Regions from separate parts of the Homo sapiens genome. Here region 1 is linked to region 2. Evidence: chromatin contacts called from ENCODE Hi-C or POLR2A ChIA-PET data. All regions are on one chromosome and are shown on one strand. Each heading gives the region's core, a stretch centred on a gene start or an enhancer-like site at or near the end of the contact. The rest is flanking DNA. Distances are from core to core; before and after follow the strand shown.

Region 1 (3,097 bases), core at 576-3,075, 90 kb after region 2:
GGGTTCCAGCAGCTACTCGGTCCCTACAACTTTCAACTGTGGGATGTTTAGTTCCTCTGTTACTACTGGTTACCCTTTTGTTTTCCTAAGCCTTCACTCACACCTTTGTAAATAATATATTTTAATAAATTTTACTCCTTGAATTGGCATAATTCGAGTGTGTCTTTTCAGGTTGGGAGCTTGACTAATAATGGACAAATAAGATTAGCAGAGACAACTATTACGGATTAGGATTAAAAACCTCTGTTACCTAGTTCTGTAGATTAAAGTCAAAGATGAATGTCTTCAAACTTTGTGCAAAAGAACTTCACTTGGTTATTTTTAATGTGTTTGGTCTTTCTTGCCCTATGAGGCCTCTAAAAACAGTCATGGCAGTGACCAGAAACAACTGTTAAAATCATCAACTAGCAAAAAAATCCAAGAAAGAAGGGATCTTCACAGTTTGACCCCCCGATTTAATAGGCAAACTTGTATCTATTCCAAGGCTACATGATCTCTTTGTGTTGTCTCACTACCAAAGATGATCAAGATTATCAGTAGGAACATGAGGTTATTGGCAATAACTAGGGCTACTGCCTATCTCCACGCAGGGATGATTTCCAGTGGCTGCTGTTCCACTGCATTCTCCTTGACAGAGTGGGTATTCATTCCTAGCACGTTCAACCCCAAGCAAAACAAGGTCAGAGTTGGATGGGGAGATTTACAAGTTTTTGAGGACTTGGGCTGACAAACTTGAAGAATGGCCAGAGCAAACTCTCGAGGCAGGTACACAAGTTGGAAATCAGACTTCTAGTCACAAGTGGCAGGCCTGGAAACCTTGACAAGTCATCTCAAGGGATGATGTCGACCTTGGCCGTAGACAGGTCTGCATTCTTGATGTCAACCTTGGCCATAGGTCTGCATTCTTGTGGTCTGCCCTTGGCCATAGACGGGTCTGCATTCTTCTTGCTGTCTGCCCCAGTGGTGCAAAAGTCTTAGAGGGGGAAGAACGTATTGAAAGCTAAAGGCTTTGACAATTTATGTGTTGGTGATAAGCTGGTCTTTGTTAGCACTGTCCTAGTGAGGCTGAAGGAATAAGTTTCTCTGCTGAACTTTCACATAGGTTGTAGCTGTGGCAGGGCTCATCAGGGTTGGATTCTCAGATCTCTTAATGGAAAGCTTTGATATATTTCATGTGTGTTTTTAAATAGCATTCAATGTATGTTTAAATATAGGAGTGTCCTGTGAGTGGCTCCCGGGGAGCAGCCGGAAGTGTTGTACTCGGCTGTCTATTGTGTGTGGGAGAGTCTTTCTGTTGACTGTGGATCTCATATTTATGAGGACTGCATGCAAGGATTGCCTCTCGAGGTCTCGTTTATAGATTGATATCAGCCAGGTATTTTTCAGAATTCTGTTCTGCCATTCCACTGCCCTCCTGATTCTGGGAGATGTGGGCATTGAAAAGACTTTGTAGATTTCCTTTATAATTTGGCCCGGATGTGGTTGGCTCCTGTCACTATTATTGAACAAAGGCTCTCAAATAGTCTTCTTGATATAACAATAGTTGTAACAGCTTTGGTGTTTAGAGATTACTTCTATTCAGCTGGGAAGCCTCCCAACAATAGGCAAAACATGAAAATGTCTTCATTTGTGTAAGTCAACTTCAATTATTTATAGATGTCCCCTACAAAGGAGAGTGAGTTGCCTTCTCTGTGGACTTGATAGATAGGAAAGGTCTGACAATTCTGCCCGTCTACACTGGAAAAGCGCCTTATCACTTATACACTGCCAAGCGCCTTATGACCAGCGTGCCATTGCAAAGATCACGCAACCAGCCAGGAAGAAGATCCTTGGGCGCCACCTAGTGTCCATCTCGGGAATATCAAAGGCGACTGCATTGCTTCTCAAATTGTGGTTATTTCCAATGGGTTGTGGATCACTACTTTTGTTAAATACAAATAAATGATTAGAAAAGCGTATAAAAATACAAAATACAAGTCTGAATGTTTTATTATTAGATTTAGCAATAATATTTTAATAAATCAAAAAACGTGAAGAAAAAGTAAAAACTGCACAATGTTCATTATCAGTATAAACAAAACTAAACAAAGAGTGAAATGGTGGAAATAGCCATTGAAATACCCACATTAAATACCTAGACTAGTTTTGAACAACATGATATATATCAATATTTAGTTTTTAATGTGATAAATGAACTTGTTTCTTGTTAAAACTTAACTAGATTGAGTTGATGACAGTCACAGGGGATAGTGTCTATCTAAACTGTTTCTATGTTTTGTTTTAATAATATGTATAGTAAATAAACCAGCTCACAGGGAAATATTATCAAGGGTGGGGGAAGATACTTTATTTTATTTTTTGAAACAAGGTCTCACTCTGTCACCCAGGCTGGAGTACAGTGGCTTGGTCATAGCTCACTATAGTCTTGAACTCCTAGGCTCAAGTGATTCCCCCACCTCAGCCTCCCAAGTAGCTGGAACTACAGATGCATGCCATCATTGCTTTTTTTTTTTTTGACTTTTTGTAGAGATGGGGGTCTTGCTATGTTACCTGGACAGGTTTTGAGCTCCTGGGCTCAAGCAATTCCCCAGCCTTGGCCTCCCAAAGCGTTAGGATTACAGGTGTGAGCCACCATGCTCAACCAGGATATTAATTTTTAACTTTTATATAAAATAAAGTGAGGCTATATTTTCTAGTATTTTTCTTCAATCCTTCATAAATAGCCAACTCTAACAATTGGCTGAGCATGGCCAATTGGAATGCCATCAGTGAAGTATTTCCAAAAGCACTATTCTAAACACAATCCAAACTTGATTTCTTCAACAGTGGGATTGTGAGTTTACCAGGAACATGAAGAAAGGTTATCTGGCAGTGTTAGTGCACATTTGGTAGCGTTTGTTAGTGTTAGTGTTAGTGCAGGCTAATACTCACTATGTGCATGGAGGCTTCATAGGTCCAGTCGGCGGGCGTGGACTTCAAATAATCTCCACCTCCCGGGTTCAAGCGATTCTCCTGCCTCATCCTCCAGAGTAGCTGGGATTACAGGTGTGTGCCACCTTGCCTGGCTAATTTTTGTATTTTTAGTAGAGATGGGGTT
Region 2 (3,099 bases), core at 119-2,618:
CAAGACCCTGTCTTTAAAAAAGAGAAAAAGAGATCTTGCCCAAGAGGACTGCCTGAGAGTACGATGGGACACAACAGAGAGACAGTCCGTGTGGAGACGGCCACCCCATGCTAAGGTTGCCAAGGGTGATGAATGACAAACCAAAGCAGAGGCCATTCCCCAACTCCAAGTGAAGAGGAGCAGTCAGACAGCTTCCTGGCCAGCCCATCGGAGTAACCAGGAGAGAAGCATCAGCTCAAATCATTTAACATGTTCAGAGAAACTCCAAGCCTGGAGGGTCAGAAGTCCCAGAAAGTGCGGGCTGTGGAGGAGAGGCTCCCAGAGGAAAAAGAGAAGCAGACAATCACCCTCTCCTTGACTGCATGCTTCTGCCTTGAGCAGGCCACGCTGAGGCAAGTTGACATAAAGTCAAGAGTTCCGATGATTATACTGCATGAGACATATTAATTTATAACATTAGTTTTTCTTGTGGCTGAAAGCAATCAGAATATTTTCTTTCTTATCTTTTTTTTTTGAGATGGAGTTTTGCTCTTGTTGCCCAGGCTGGAGTGCAATGGCGCGATCTCGGCTCACTGCAACCTCCACCTCCCAGGCTCAGATGATTTTCCTGCCCCAGCCTCCCGACTAGCTGGGATTACAGGTACGAGCCACCATGCCTGGCTAATTTTTGTATTTTTAGTAGAGACGGGGTTTCACCATCTTGGCCAGGCTGGTCCTGAACTCCTGGCCTTAAGTGATCTGCCTGCCCTGACCTCCCAAAGTGCTGGGATTATAGGAGTGAGCCACCACGCCTGGCCGCGATCGGAATATTTTTTAACTCTTAGAATTAATGAAAAACTATGGGGTTTGCCCAGGTTTCATACATACATGGGTAAGAACTAGCACCACAGAACATCCATCCGGTGCCTACTCCTCAACACAGATGTAATCTGAATAAATCACTGCAGAGAGCGGTAAGTCCTATGATGAAACAATAGTTCAGATGAGAGATGAAGATGTGAAATCAAGTATATGAGGAAAAGGGGAAAACTTAGGTTTAAAAATCGACGAATTTGGCCAGGCATAGTGGCTCATGGGAGCCTGAGGCGGGAGGATTGCTTAAGCTTAGGAGTTTGAGGCCAGCCTGGGCACAGGGCAAAACCCCGTCTCTACAAAAAATACAAAAAATAGCCAGTTGTGGGAGAGTTAGCGGCCTCCGGTGTGGGAAGGCCACGGAGCCGGGCCGGAGACATGGCCCGGGGGCCCGGCCAGCTAGGCAGGCCTCGCCCCGATACGGTCGCCATGCCCAAGAGAGGAAAGCGACTCAAGTTCTGGGCCCACGACGCCTGCTCTGGACAAGTGACTGAGGTGGATTACGCCAACTCGGATCCAGCGGTCGTGAGGTCTGGATGAGTCAAGAAAGCCTTAGCCAACGCTGTTCAGCAGGAAGTAAAATCTCTTTGTGGCTTGGAAGCCTCTCAGGTTCCTGCAGAGGAAGCTCTTTCTGGGGCTGGTGAGCCCTGTGACATCATCGACAGCGGTGATGAGACGATGCCCAGGAGGAAAGCATCTGTGAGAGAACTGTCTCCAGAAAAAAGAAAAGCAAGAGGCACAAAGAAGAACTGGACGGGGCTGGAGGAGAAGAGTATCCCATGGATATTTGGCTATTGCTGGCCTCCTATATCTGTCCTGAGGACATTGTGAATTTTTCCCTGATTTGTAAGAATGCTCGGACTGTCACTTGCACTGCTGCCTTTTGGACAAGGTTGTACCGAAGGCACTACACGCTGGATGCTTCCCTGCCTTTGCGTCTGCGACCAGAGTCAATGGAGAAGCTGCGCTGTCTCCGGGCTTGTGTGATCCGATCTCTGTACCATATATGTATGAGCCATTTGCTGCTCCAATCTCCAAGAATCCAAGCACCCCCAGCACATTAAAGAATTCCAAATGCTTACTTTTCTGGTGCAGAAATATTGTTGGGAACAGACAGGAACCAATGTGGAAATTCAACTTCAAGTTAAAAAAACAGGTTAAAGAGCAAGTGTACAGGAGGATTGCAGCCCCCTGTTCAGTACGAAGATGTTCATACCAATCCACACCGGGACTGCTGCCTACTGCAGGCCACCACCCTCAATTTCATCTTCATTCCGATTGTCATGAGAATGATATTTACTCTCTTTACTATCAATGTGAGCAAGGACATACGGCATCATTGAGTGAGACTGGTGTTTCAAGATTCCCCTGTCCATGGTGGTCGGAAACTGTGCAGTGAACAGGGTGTGCAAGTCATCCTGGACCCAGTGCACAGCTTTCGGCTCTTTGACTGATGGCACCCTCAGTACCCATTCTCCCTGAGAGCGTAGTTACTGCTTCCCATCCCTTGGGGGCAGCCCCGATTCTAGTCCATTAGTAATCAGATTCCAGTTTGGACAGGGCGGCTGGATTATATATCTGGTTAGTAATGTACATGCTCTTCAGGTTCTAGGGCTCCTGTTAGGGGAGGGAGAAATGTTGAATCAAGAGGGAAAACAACTACTATGATTTATAAACATATTTTAATGTAAAAATTTGCATTAAAAAAATAGCCAGTTGTGGTGTCGTGTGCCTGTAGTCCCAGCTATTTGGGAGGCTGAGGTGGGAGGATTGTTTGAGTCTGGGAGGACCAGGCTGCAGTGAGCCGAGATCGCCCCAGTGTACTCTGGCCTAGGCAGCAGAGTGAGATCCTGTCTCAAAGAAAGAAAGAAAAAAATGGACAAATTTGAGCAGCAGATTAGATGTGGGAAGTAACAAAGAAGGAGACATCAGAGATGACTTTAAGTGTCTAATTTGGGAGATCAGGTGACTGATTGTCATTAACAGCTGAAGGAAGGAGGGAGGAGCAGATATTGGTGGAGGAAAGGAAGATACAAAGTTTTTTTTTTTTTTTTTTTTGAGACGGAGTCTCGCTCTGTTGCCCAGACTGGAATGCAGTGGTGCGATCTAAGCTCACTGCAAGCTCCGCCTCCCGGGTTCACAACATTCTCCTGCCTCAGCCTCCTGAGTAGCTGGGACTACAGGCACCCGCCACCACGCCTGGCTAATTTTTTGTACTTTTAGTAGAGACGGGGTTTCACTGTGTCA

What was found. A loop is a pair of places that touch in the nucleus more often than their neighbours do. ChIA-PET counts read pairs that join two places held with the same protein, here RNA polymerase II (POLR2A). Pooled maps may share reads with other maps.
Region 1: a loop to region 2 is called in a pooled map, with 6 times the contacts of the local background. The contact joins two enhancer-like sites. A Hi-C loop is called at or near these places in 1 of 37 single-sample maps with no recorded cell type and 4 of 50 pooled maps. POLR2A ChIA-PET finds 5 or more read pairs at or near these places in 2 of 52 experiments (H1 and activated T-cell).

Annotation. Positions count from the first base shown.
Region 1 is chr5:32,611,431-32,614,527 of GRCh38, forward strand. No RefSeq gene overlaps it. Among named protein-coding and RNA genes, the nearest start is that of SUB1, 27 kb to the left of the region's middle. Within about 2 kb of position 1,826, at least 3 of the 41 ENCODE cell types and tissues checked have a DNase peak (open chromatin) inside an H3K27ac peak, as active enhancers do.
Region 2 is chr5:32,521,528-32,524,626 of GRCh38, forward strand. The region is part of intron 2 of LOC124900954 (a long non-coding RNA gene); the gene reads left to right. It also overlaps the pseudogene TMEM183AP2. Among named protein-coding and RNA genes, the nearest start is that of SUB1, 62 kb to the right of the region's middle. Within about 2 kb of position 1,369, at least 2 of the 41 ENCODE cell types and tissues checked have a DNase peak (open chromatin) inside an H3K27ac peak, as active enhancers do.